Linked DNA regions of Homo sapiens: all the other regions are linked to region 3. Evidence: chromatin contacts called from ENCODE Hi-C or POLR2A ChIA-PET data. All regions are on one chromosome and are shown on one strand. The core of a region is the stretch at or near the end of the contact, and the rest is flanking DNA. Distances in the headings are between cores, read along the strand shown. Region 1 holds the start of ANKRD33B (ankyrin repeat domain 33B). Region 2 overlaps DAP (death associated protein). Region 3 overlaps CMBL (carboxymethylenebutenolidase homolog).

Region 1 (4,086 bases), core at 231-2,730, 280 kb before region 3:
GTGGATGCCCGCGGCTCTGGGGCTCTCCCTATGCCCTGACTCTGGGGAGCCCCGGCTGGCATTGGCTCGCGAAGGTGACCTGCGGACAGACCAGTCAGAGATCACGTTGGCTGGTCGCGGCGCGGGCCACAAAGCTCAGCGGAGGTGGGGTAGGGGACCAAGCTGTCCCGGCGAGGGAAGAAACTGTTGCTTCCAAATCATTGCGGCTGGAGGAGCCGATCTGCGCCCCAGCGTGTTAGGACAAGGGCGGCGCGAGGGGCCCAGGGGCCAAATGGGGCGCTGGGCAGGAGGGGCTGTCTCCTGCAGGGGAGGAGGAATGGTCCCCTGCCAGGGACCTGGGGAAAGGTAATAGTCAGGAGGGGACCGGGCCGCAAGAAGCCCATCCTGGATTGCAGCACGGGCAGCCAGCGCGAATTCAGTCAGGAGGTCCACGGGGACCGGTAAACGAGAAGGGGATGCGGTGAGGACGCCGGACTGGCGTTTCTGCCGCGCTGACACCTCGACTGCTCCCTCCCCGCACCGCGTCCCCCAGCCTGAGACGGGGAAGCCACCCAGGGCACCGCGCTCCCAAACAGCGGGGAAAAGGCGCTCTGGGCGGCGGCTGAGTGACCGAGGGACCGGTCCGGAGCCAGGAGCTGGGAGGCGCGGGGATGTGGTGGGGAGGAGGGGAGTGGGGGCAGTGAGGGGGCTCAAATCCTGCGGGGACGCCCGCTTACCCTGCCGTTGCGGTCAGTCTCCTGCGCCTCCTCGACGCTCACCCCGCGCCGCACCAGCGTCCGCAGCAGCCCCACGTTGTTGGCGCAGGCGGCGCGCAGGAGGGTCGCCGTCTCCGGGACGCTTTCCGGGACGCCCTCCGGGACGCTCTCCGCGCTCTCGACGCCGTGCTCCTCCTCGTCCTCGAAAGGGTAGAAAGAGTCGTCCGAGGCGATGCTGCGGGTGTCTGGCAGACTCGAGAAGTCCTCAAACTCTTCGTAGTCAGCGGGGTCCTCCTCGACCTGCGCGCCCCGGGGTGGGGACGGCGGTGGTGGGGTCATGCAGCGCGCCCCGCCGCCCTCCGGCCCGGTCCCGGCCAGCAGCACCATGCCGGCGGCCGGGGCGCGGGCCGGGGGCCGGGGCGCGGGCAGGAAGAGCGGGACGCGGGGCGCGCGCCGAGGTCCCCGCTTCTCGCTTCTGCGTCCCCAGAGAAGCCGTGGCCCGCGCGCTCCAGCTCGGCGGAAACCGGCACCAGGCGGCTGCGCTCAAAGAAAAAAGTCTCCGGAGGCTGAGCGAGCCCCTGGGGTGGGCGGGACCGCGGGGGCTTTCCGAGGCGGGGCGGGGCGGGGCGCGGGGACACGCCTTCCCCCGGGGCCTTCCCCTCGCGCCCCTTCCTGGCCAGAGTTCAGAGCCAGGCAGGCGCTCTCTCGAGCGCGGGGACTGGGCACCTGGCAGCGTTGCCCCAGAGCTGGGGACAGCTGGCGCGGGAGAAGCAGAAGCAATCACTAAAGAAGCCGAACCCGAGTCGCGGGCGGCAAGCGGCCCCGCCCCTCCCTCCGCCGGCCCGCGGGATGGGGGCGGAGGTGGCGGCGGGGGGACGCCGGGGCGGAGCCGGCCTCCAGCTTCGGGAACCTCGGACCCCTGGAGCCGGCCTCCGCCGAGGGCGTCGGGCCCCCGGACCTGGGTGGGGCCGGTTTCTCCCGCCGCTTCAGAGGAGCAGAGCGGGTTTTCTCCCTTCGGGGGATCCCGGGCTTCGGGGCTGACTCCACCCGGCCGCGGCCGCTTGGAGGCCGGGGAATCCCCGGGGCGCTTGGCGGGCAGAGGAGCCGGGCGCGGGAGCGGAGCCGTCCACCTGGGACCTGTGCCCGGGGAGCGCTGCGGGCCGGGCCACTCTGAACTGGGGGCGGTCGGCTGCTGTGGGGGAGTCCCAGCCCGGAAGGGAGGACAATCCTCAGAGTCCCCCGTCTCGCGGAACCGGGGCCGGCCGTGGCTTGAGGGTTGGTCAGATCCTGGGATGGGGGGCGGGGTGTTCCGGAACCTCAGGGAGCATCTGAGTGGGAACGGACGACGAGGAACTCCCCGTCCCCATGCCTGGCCTGTGTCACGTGCGGGGATCTGCGGACTCACCCCCGGAGGCTGCGACTGGGCGCTGACCCCACGTCTGGCTGCCCAAAAGAGCAGGGCCGCGGGCGACAGCCGCAGTCCAGGCCCACAGCCCCTCTGGCCCGGCCTTGCCCTCTCCCCGTCAGTCCTGGCGCCGGGGATGGGCGGGGAGGAGGAGGGCGTGTGAGGATTTGCCACAGGGAGCCCTTGACTTCGGGGTAGGAGGCGTCGTGAGCCAATCTTGGGGGAAGGTCTCTGCGCAAAGGCGCGGAGGTGCGCTCGCGCCCGTCGCAGGTCAAAGACTGCGGAGGCCACCAGCCCTGTGTCCCCCTAGCCTCCTTCCTTCCTTTTTTTCCCCCGATCTTGACAGCGTGTCCACCAGCTGCCAGCCGGTGGGAGGCCCTCGCGGCCCCAAGGTGAACACAGCTAGGCTGGCGCAGCCGCTGGGGACCAGGCTTGAGGCCCACGTGCCGCTGGGCAAGCTGAGGGGCACGAGGGCACCGAATCCGAAACAGCCGTGGGAGGTGTAGGATGAGGACACGTTTAAACTGCGAAGCCGCTCGAGCCCTCGTGTCACACCGCACTGGCCCGACCCGCTGTCCTGGTCGCCTGGTCTTCCAGTGTCTCCAGCAGGAGCCAAAGGGCCTGCTGGCGGCCCCCGACCCGGCATCTGCAGGGCCCCGGAGGGTGGGGCGCGCGGGAGCACCGATTTCTGGTGAAGACGCCCTCGCACCTGGGCGGCTCTGAGCGAGCAGCGAACTGAGACTCGCTGGCCTCCTTCTCTACTCCGGGGATTCTTTCTGCAACCAAAAATAGCCCCCAGATTACAGTAAACTCTACCTTTTTGTGTAACTGACCACAGTTTGCATCAATTCCCACTGGGAATTTCCCCTTTCAAGGTTGAGGGTTGTTTCCAAAGGCCTGGGGTAGTTACAATTTCAAGTGCCCCCTGAGGGCTGAGTTGGGTTTGCTGGACCCACTGTCCTCCCAGGGAGAGCACTGCGTCACTTTACAGCAAGAGTCCCGGCTGCGGGTCACCAAGGCCCAGGTGGACAGGGCCAGGCCCTGAGAGGGGAGCACCACGCAGCCTTTTCTGGCCTCCCGTAGGCGATTGGTGCTCATTGACCGCGTCACTCAGCAAGGGAATTGAGGTTCTATCTTCAGAGTTTACCACTTCCTTTTCTTCCTTAGAAATTTGAGTCCAAATAGCATTTGAATGTGTTTCCCCTTAAATATAAACTAAAATGTCATCGTCTGCTTCAAAGAAGAACTATCGTTTATAAGTAAGTGGTCCGATTCAGGATGCAAGCTGATCATTTTCCTGTCTTTTAAAAATAAACCGCTAAGAAGAAACAATAAATAAAAAATAAAATATGCTTCTTTTACAACAAAGACAGTAGAGTCTGGACATTTCTGGAAGATGGGCTAAAAGAAACACAAAATCGACCGGGCGCGGTGGCTCACGCCTGTAATCCCAGCATTTTGGGAGTCCGAGGCGGGCGGATCACGAGGTCAGGAGATCGAGACCATCCTGGCTAACATGGTGAAACCCTGTCTCTACCAAAAATACAAAAACAAAATTAGCTGGGCGCAGTGGCGGGCGCCTGTAGCCCCAGCTACTGGGGAGGCTGAGGCTGGAGAATGGCGTGAACCCGGGAGGCGGAGCTTGCAGTGAGCAGAGATTGTGCCACTGCACTCCAGCCTGGGCGACAGAGCGAGACCCCGTCTCAAAAACAAAACAAAACAAAACACCAAAAAAAAAAAAAAAGACACAAAATCAGGCATAGGCATTTTTAGTAAAGCCAACATTTATTATATGTACAAAATCTGCATAGGTAGGAGAAAGTAGCTTATCAAAACTGCCGACTCAGGATAACTTAAATTAATATTCTGAGGCCAGGTGTGGTGGCTCACACCTGTAATTTCAAAACTTTGGGAGGTTGAGTCTAGCGGATCCCTTGAGCCCCAGGAGTTCAAGCCCAACCTGGGCAACGTGGTGAAACCCCATCT
Region 2 (3,914 bases), core at 1,065-3,564, 470 kb before region 3:
GAGACCGGATTTTGCCATGTTGGCCAGGCTGGTCTTGAACTCCTGACTTCAGGTGATCCACCCACCTCAGCCTTCCAAAGTGCCCATATGGAGATTTTTAAGGTCAGAGGTATAAACTGTACATACTCACTCCCTGGGAGAAATTCCTTGCTGGACTCTGGTTTTCTTTGAATTGCAGAGTAAACAGCTAGGCTTTGTGAATTACAGAGTAAGTAGTTTATTTACCCCTGAGGAGGGAAGAGGCAGCTTATTTGTGCTAGTGTAGCAGTGAGCTTGGGTTCTAAGTTTGAAGACATCACTTCACGCTTCACTGGGGCTCAGTTTTTCTCCTTTATGAAATTCGAGGTTTGGGCCTCGGGGCAAGTCACAGGGTGGGGCTGTGTTTGCTGCAGTGAGTCTCACGTCCCGCTTCAGCATCAGGGTACCAGCACTGTTCATCCCCCAGGTAAACTCCTCTAGTAACTTCAGGGCAACCCCTTTAGACTTACGGGGTGAGCTCTTGCGGGTGGCTGTCACCATCTGTCATCTGTCTCCAAGACCATAGTTAGAGGAGGGGCCCAATAGCAGCACCCCTCAAATGCCAGCAGCATCCCTCAAATGCCAACAGCACCCCTCAAATGCCAACAGCACCCCTCAAATGCCAACAGCACCCCTCAGATGCCAACAGCACCCCTCAAATGCGCTTTCCTAGATGTTACAGAGGACCATGTGTGAACCTTTTCTGGCAGGAAGCTCTGGTGTTCTTGTTTAGTCTGGCATTGCCAGAGAGTAGGCAGCTCTGAAGGGTAGATAGTTTTTAAAAAAAAAAAAAAAAGGCGGCCCACTACACTAAAGGATAATCATCAAGGATAGCCAAGAGCACAGTTCATAAATCAAAATCACTGCCTTAAAAATGTTGAGAATGCTTTCATTAAGTGCTTAAATTGGATAACAGACTTGTGCCTCAATGCTCAATCAGAAATAATAAAATTCTCTTACAGTGACTATCTTAATGTTCTTTTGTGTCTTCTCTTTGTTGCTGTCTGGCCCATATCTCCTGTACATTCCCCGCAATCCCCTTGTTTTCCTTCGTGCACTAACCTTCGCCTCTCTGCCTGTCTTCTTGCTTCCAGGGCTGGGTCTTCTTGATCTCTTTATTCCCGGGGTGGCACAAAATACTCAATAAGCACTCCAGAGTTTCCCCAGGGCCTCTTCTCACCCCTCACTGCCCCCATAGCAAACCGGGCCCACACCTTCCTCAACTCTGAGCTCTCTGTACTGTGCGCAGGGATGCAGGTGGTCCTCTTGGCCGGTTCAGGCAGCAGACTGGTGGAAACACTAATGAAGTTTGTTGAGTGTCACAATGTGCTGACACACTTCTAAGCGCTTGGCACGTTTAACTCATGAAATCACCAGTCATCTTAACATTGAGATACCGAGGACAGTGCCGTTTAAAAACCTGACCCAGAGCCGGGTGTCGTGGCTCACGCCTATAATCCCAGCACTTTGGGAGACCCAGGTGGGGAGAGCACCTGAGCTCAGGAGTTCAAGACTAGCCTGGCCAACATGGTGAAACCCCGTCTCTACCAAAAATACAAAATTAGTCGGGTGTGCTGGTGGGTGCCTGTAATCTCAGCTACTCTGTAGGCTGAGGCAGGAAAATCGCTTGAACCTGGGAGGCAGAGGTTGTGGTGAGCCAGGATCACACCACTGGACTCCAGCCTGGGCAAGAAGAGCGAATATTTCGTCTAAAAAAAAAAAACCTGACCCAATTGTTTGGAGTGTCTGTTGCCAACTCCCCTGAGCTAGTGACCTAGTGGGAGCGGCCGGAAAGGCTGTTGCCTTTTGGAACTTCAGCAGCCCGACAGACGACTCCATCACTGGCCAGGTGCCTCCTCCCAAGGTGGGAGACGAATGAGGCAGTTTGTAAAGGCTTCTGAAGAGTGTTAGAGAAAGGTGCTGTGCAAATACAGGTATTGTTATTTACAAGTGATGGATGGCACTGCATCATGTCCTGGCAAATGTGCTGTCGTCTGCAGTCCTCTGTAGAAGTAATCCAGCCTTAATGATTTGAGACCTTACCACTGCTCTTGACTACAAAATATTTGCAGAGAAATGGGGTGAGTGCTTGTTTGATGAGTTATTGCAAATGCAGATTAGCAGAGTTAGAATTAGCGAGATTCTTTCTGTTTCATCTAACAGCAGTCATAGCATTCCACAGCAGAAAAGAGGACCTAATTATAAGCCTCGCTATTACTCATTTCTGCCAGTCTTTGTGAGTCTGTGGCAGTGAGATGTGTAAAATCTCTTTGTTAAATACATTTTGCTGGCCCTGTTCCCCTCCATTTCCCAGTGGAGCCAAAACCATGTGTCAGTAGAGTTCTCATAAATCTGCTACATGATAGCTTTGAATGTTACTAATCTTACATGTGGTTTTCTTTGAAAAGCAGACTCTACATCCCCTCTCAAAGTGAATTAAATGGAAATATAAGCACGATTATATTTATTTCAAGCCATGTTACTTTTTTTAGTAACTTCAGAGTAACTTAGTTCTCTCTTACACTAATTGATACGTCAGACATGAGTTAAGGATGCCTTTCAAAAGTCTAGTGTAATTCTCCCTGAATTATCTCCCTGCAGAAAGACTTTCAGATTATCCATTGCTAGAAACAGAAGACTAATTTGTCTTCTATTAACCCTGTGGTCACAGATTTGCTAAGCATAGTCCCAGTGTCAACCAGTCAGGACCAGAAATTGAATGGTCCAGGTAAGAGGTCTGCCCTTGTTCCCAACATGCCAAGGAAAACAAGACCCTTTAGTTACTATCTTTTTTCAGAAGCCTTCTGTCAAGGTGGCCCATGGCATTTCACCTCTTCCCTAGCCTTTTTTTGTTGTTCTTGTCTAGACAGGGTCTCTCTCAGGCTTGAGTGCAGTGGCGTGATCTTGGCTCACTGCAACCTTGGCCTCCTGGGCTCAAGAGATCTTCTCGCCTCAGTGTGCTGAGTAGCTGGGACTACAGGTGTGCACCACCACAACCAGCTAATTTGTGTATTTTGTGTAGACACAAGGTTTTACTATGTTGTCCAGTCAGGTCTCAAACTCCTGGGCTCAAGCGACCTGCCCACCTTGGCCTCCCAAAGTGTTGGGACTCCAGGCATGAGCCACCGCACCCAGCCTTCCCTAGCCATTTTTGGTTATCTGTGACTTCTAACGTCTTTGTGAGTGTCCTTTTCATTTCGGCCAGTGCCCTGTGCATTCTTACTTGGTTTTGTGACTGCTTTTCCCTTCCCAGCTTCAGAAGTTTTTTTTGTTTCTATAGAGAATGTTCACTTTTGTATAAAGTACTATATTAGGTATAGAGAATGGTACTTCCTGTTGTAACAAACAACCTAAATTCTCAGTGGCCAAACTAATCCAGGTTTATTTCTCTCCTGGGTGGGGTCTTCTTAACAAAGAGCAATTCAGAGGCCCAGACACCCCTTGCTGTATAACACTAGCTTTTCATTGTGTGGCTGCTGCTGAGGGGACAAGTGTAGGTCGCCGTGCTGGGGTCCGTATGGTGTGGCCCACAAGTGGTATGCATCATCACATCAGTTTCCTATGGCTGCTGTACCAAATCACAATAAACTTAGTGGTTCTAAACAACACAGTTTTATTATGTTACAGTTCTAGAGGTGAGAAGTCCAAGATGGGTCTCACTGGGCTAAAATCAAAGTATCCACAGGGCAACTGGTTCCTTCTGGAGGATCGGGGAGAATCCCATTTTCTTGCCTTTTCCAGCTTCTAGAGGCTGCCCACTTTCCTTGGCTCGTGGCGCCTTCCTCCACAAGCCAAGGAAAGCTTCTTCAAAGGCAGCAATGACCAGTCACATCCTCACATCACACACTCAGAGCCCTGACTCTTCCGCCTCCCTCTTTCACATTCAGAGACCCTTG
Region 3 (4,007 bases), core at 547-3,046:
GTTCTTTCTTATGGCTGAGTATAGTCTATGGTGTATATAGGCCACATTTTCTTTATCCACTCATTGGTCAATGGGCGCTTCGGTTGCATATCTTTGCAATCGTGCTACAATAAACATACGTGTGCAGCCCACCTCCACTTTGGTACATTGCTTCTAGTTGAAAATGTATTCTGAGTTCCAAACAATCAGTTTGCACATGAATCATTTGCCAGACAAGGGCCACTATTCTTGGTCCCCTCATGGCTGAAATAGTCCTGATGGCGTTCCAAATTTGGCTTCACTGGGCGGCAGGGGGAGGAGACGAGCAATGCAGAGTGGGGAGTTTTGGGGAGAGAGTGAACGTGTGAAGTCAGAGAGTGTCTGGGCGTCTGCCCATAGTTATGGCTGCTCATGGGAGAGAGGAGAGAGGAGACTCTTCTCCTGGGAGACTCAGGGGACAGAGAAGACTGGGGCACTCTGCAGGGAGCAGATCATGGACTCGGGTCTTACGAACCGTGCTGTGGGCTGTGGCCTTCATCCCCAGGCTGTGGAAGACTGCTCAGCTCTCAGCTGGGAGTGAGGCAGTTGGACCTATGTTTTGGGAAGAGCCCAGCTTGCCTGCAGCTGTCAGGCAGTTGGAGGAGGGCTGGGCTTGGCAGGAAGATGTGCTGGGATGATGCATCAGTTGGGCCAGAGGTAGTAAGGGTGGAGCTCCCAAAAGAAGAAACCTTGGCAACTTCAAAAACAGTTGCTGATACAGCCCTGTTATCATCAGCACAGCTCTTTGAGGGGTTCACAAAATAAGCCTGATTCTTGAATATTTTTTCTTTCTGTTCTAGAGAGATCAGTGCTATCTTGAAGTATCTGAAACAACAGTGTCATGCCCAGAAAATTGGCATCGTGGGATTCTGCTGGGGTGGAACTGCTGTCCATCATTTGATGATGAAATACTCAGAATTCAGGGCAGGGGTGTCCGTCTATGGTAAATCTGCCTTGTGCATTTTTACTCCATGCAGAAGGGAGGGGTGGAAGAGTGACAACAATCACAAGCCTCCCCATCCAGTGTAACACAACCCCCAATAATGTGAAGACTGCCCATCTTATGGAAATGGGTTTTAAGAATCTGAAAATAGAGGTGGAGGTTTGTCATGCAGTTAACCAGAGGATGTCACCGGGAGTCAAGAGGTCTGGGTCCCAGTGGTGTGACTTTGGGAAAGCCACCTAATCTAAATTCTCCATTTCTTCACCTAGGATGAAGGGGATAGCTTTTTTTGTTTTTTTAATGTAATGATGATCAATATCACACAAGATTTTTATGAGCAACATCTATGAAAATATTTTTCTGGTGGTGGCTAATGCCTGTAATCCCAACACTTTGGGAGGCTTAGGCAGGCAGATCACTTGAGCTCAGGAGTTCGAGACCAGCCTGGACAACATGGCAAAACCCTGTCTCTACAAAAAATACAAAAATTAGCTGGGCGTGGTCACGTGCACCTGTAGTCCTAGCTACTCCGGAGGCTGAGGTGGGAAAATCGCTTGAGCCCAAGAAGGTCAAGGCTGCAGTGAGCCATGATCATGCCGCTGCACTCCAGCCTGGGTGACAGAGCAAGACCCTGTCTCAAAAAAAAAAAAAAAGAAAAAGAAAGAGAAAGAAAGAAAGAAAGACTGATTTTTCCAAGATACAAATTGCTCTAACTGTACACAAACATGCACACACACTAAGAAAGAAAGCAAAGGCAGCCAGATGCGATGACTCACGCCTGTAATCCTAGCACTTTGGGAGTCCAAGATGGGCAGATGGCTTGAGCCCAGGAGTTCGAGACCAGCCTAAGCAACATAGAGAGACCTTGTCTCTATAAAAAATTTTAAGGCTGGGCGTGGTGGCTCACGCCTATAATCCCAGCACTTTGGGAGGCCGAGGTGGGTGGCTCATGAGGTCAATAGTTCGAGACCAGCCTGGCCAATATGGTGAAACCCCGTCTCTACTAAAAATACAAAAATTAGCTGGGCGTGGTGGTGGGCGCCTGTAGTCCCAGATATTCAGGAGGCTGAGGCAGGAGAATCGCTTGAACCCGGGAGGTGGAGGTTGCTGTGAACCAAGATTGTGCCACTGCACTCCAACCCAGGCAACAGAGTGAGACTCTGTCAAAAGAAAAAGAAAAAAATTACTTGGGTGTACTGGCACATGCCTGTGGTCCCAGCCTCTCAGGAGGCTGAGGCAGGAGAATCACTTGAGCCCAGAAGTTTGAGGCTGCAGTGAGCTGTGAATGCACCACTGCACTCCAACCTGGATGACAGGGAGTGAGACCTTGTCTCTTAAAATAAAAAATAAAAAAAAAAAAGGAAAGAAAGCCAAGGAAAACACACTCTAAAATCGAAATAGCAATTTATACATTTTTGGCCAAAACAAACCAAAGTTACTACAGCAATGAAATAACATTATATCTGTATATAGAAACTGCTTGCTAAATTCATGATATAGAAGCATTCAGACCAATAGATAAACGAAAACAAAAAAGACACATAGGAAATATAGCCTTTAAAAATAATGCAGATGCTCCTCTACTTACAATGGGGCTAAGTCTTGATAAACCCATCATAAATGGAAAATATCTCAAGTCGAAAATGCATTTAATCCACCTCACCTACCAAGCATCATAGCCTCACCTGGCCGACCCGAAACACCTGCATCAGGCTACAGTTGGGCAAAATCATCTAACGCAAGGCCTATTTTATAATAAAGTCTTGAATGTCTCATGCAGTTTATTGAATTCTGTACTGAAAGTGAAAAACAGAATGGTTGTCTGGGTACTTGGGGAACAGTTTCTACTGAATGAGTGTCGCTTGTGCACCATTGTAAAGTCAAAAAATGAAAGTGGAACCATCGTTAGGCCTGGGACCATCTGAAGTGGATCATAAAGTTATACTAATGATTCCTTCTTGGGTTAATGGTTCCTCATTGTGGTATTTTCAACTACTTTTAGAGTTAAAAACGCCTTTAAATATTGACTTAGGACAACACAAAAGGACATAAACTCAAAAGGCAGTGGCCAGCTGCCTCTGGGAACAATGGAGCTGAGAGATGCTTTGTCCAGACCATGCTTTTGCGCGATTTAGCAAAAGGCGGTCGGGAGTGGATGCCTCCCCGGCGCCACCTTCTGGCCGCTGTTGTGTAGTGCGTGAGCTGCAGAGCGTGGCCGGGCTCAGGCCCAGGGATATCAAAAGAGGCCCATCCACATGAAGTAGCTTTGCTAGAGTGGGGAAGGGAGCGTGGTCACCTTTCCCGTGGCTCCCTGCCTCCTGAAGAGGAGTTACAGGTGAAGGAGGCTCTCTCTGTTACTTAGCTCTTCTGCTGCCAGCAGGAAGTGGAAAAAAGTTATGTTATTTACGTCTTCTTATCTTAAAATGGTTAACTTGCTGCAAATCTTTTACTTACTTATTTTCGCATAGAAGTGGACACACCCACAGGTTGTTTTCAGACAACCTGGGTCAGGCAGAGCATGCTTCTAATTTCAGAATTAATCTCGAATGAATGCTGAGATGAAAGATGAAAACTATTGTTATTATTTTTTGAGACAGCATCTTGTTCTGTCACCCAGGCTGGAGTGCAGTGGCACGATCTTGGCTCACTGAACCTCCACCTCCTGGGTCCAAGCAATTCTCCTGTCTCAGCCTCCTGAGTAGCTGGGGCTACAACACCCAGCTAATTTTGTATTTTTAGTAGAGACAAGGTTTTGCGTGGGTGGCCAGGCTGGTCTCGAACTCCTGACCTCAAGTGATCCACCCCGCCTTGGCCTCCCAAAGTGCTGGGATTACAGGTGTGAGCCACCTCGCCCGGCCAAAAACTGATTTTTATAGACTGACCTGCTAGGCCCAGGCAGTTTCACACTTCCACACTTCCACACTCGTGGTCTGGTGCGAGTCTAAATACCCACTCAAAAGACAGCTCCTCTTACCAACAAAACTACTCAGTGCATTCAAGCCAGAACCCGTGGGACTTGTGTAGACCTGAGAAACTTCTCAAGCGA

The links. A loop is a pair of places that touch in the nucleus more often than their neighbours do. ChIA-PET counts read pairs that join two places held with the same protein, here RNA polymerase II (POLR2A). Pooled maps may share reads with other maps.
Region 1: a loop to region 3 is called in a map of OCI-LY7, with 2.2 times the contacts of the local background. The contact joins the promoter of ANKRD33B here to the enhancer-like site in region 3. A Hi-C loop is called at or near these places in 3 of 168 maps with a recorded cell type or tissue (OCI-LY7, PC-9 and naive thymus-derived CD4-positive, alpha-beta T cell), 15 of 37 single-sample maps with no recorded cell type and 12 of 50 pooled maps. POLR2A ChIA-PET finds 5 or more read pairs at or near these places in 2 of 52 experiments (H1 and activated naive CD4-positive, alpha-beta T cell).
Region 2: a pooled map shows a loop between it and region 3 (2.8-fold over the local background). The contact joins two enhancer-like sites. A Hi-C loop is called at or near these places in 1 of 37 single-sample maps with no recorded cell type and 8 of 50 pooled maps. POLR2A ChIA-PET finds 5 or more read pairs at or near these places in 1 of 52 experiments (H1).

What each region holds. Positions count from the first base shown.
Region 1 is chr5:10,561,464-10,565,549 of GRCh38, reverse strand. It overlaps ANKRD33B (ankyrin repeat domain 33B), which reads right to left and starts at 1,480. Exons shown (of 4, transcript NM_001164440.2): 1 at 717-1,480. The coding sequence starts at 1,082. RefSeq lists enhancers at 297-506, 1-522, 523-1,417 and silencers at 647-696, 1,037-1,896.
Region 2 is chr5:10,755,107-10,759,020 of GRCh38, reverse strand. All of the region lies in intron 1 of DAP (death associated protein), which reads left to right. Among named protein-coding and RNA genes, the nearest start is that of DAP-DT, 4.0 kb to the left of the region's middle. RefSeq lists an enhancer at 1,978-2,057 and a silencer at 2,278-2,367. Within about 2 kb of position 2,314, at least 3 of the 41 ENCODE cell types and tissues checked have a DNase peak (open chromatin) inside an H3K27ac peak, as active enhancers do.
Region 3 is chr5:10,283,308-10,287,314 of GRCh38, reverse strand. CMBL (carboxymethylenebutenolidase homolog) reads left to right here. Exons shown (of 6, transcript NM_138809.4): 4 at 819-961. Among named protein-coding and RNA genes, the nearest start is that of CMBL, 23 kb to the left of the region's middle. RefSeq lists an enhancer at 2,888-3,017 and a silencer at 3,118-3,187. Within about 2 kb of position 1,796, at least 3 of the 41 ENCODE cell types and tissues checked have a DNase peak (open chromatin) inside an H3K27ac peak, as active enhancers do.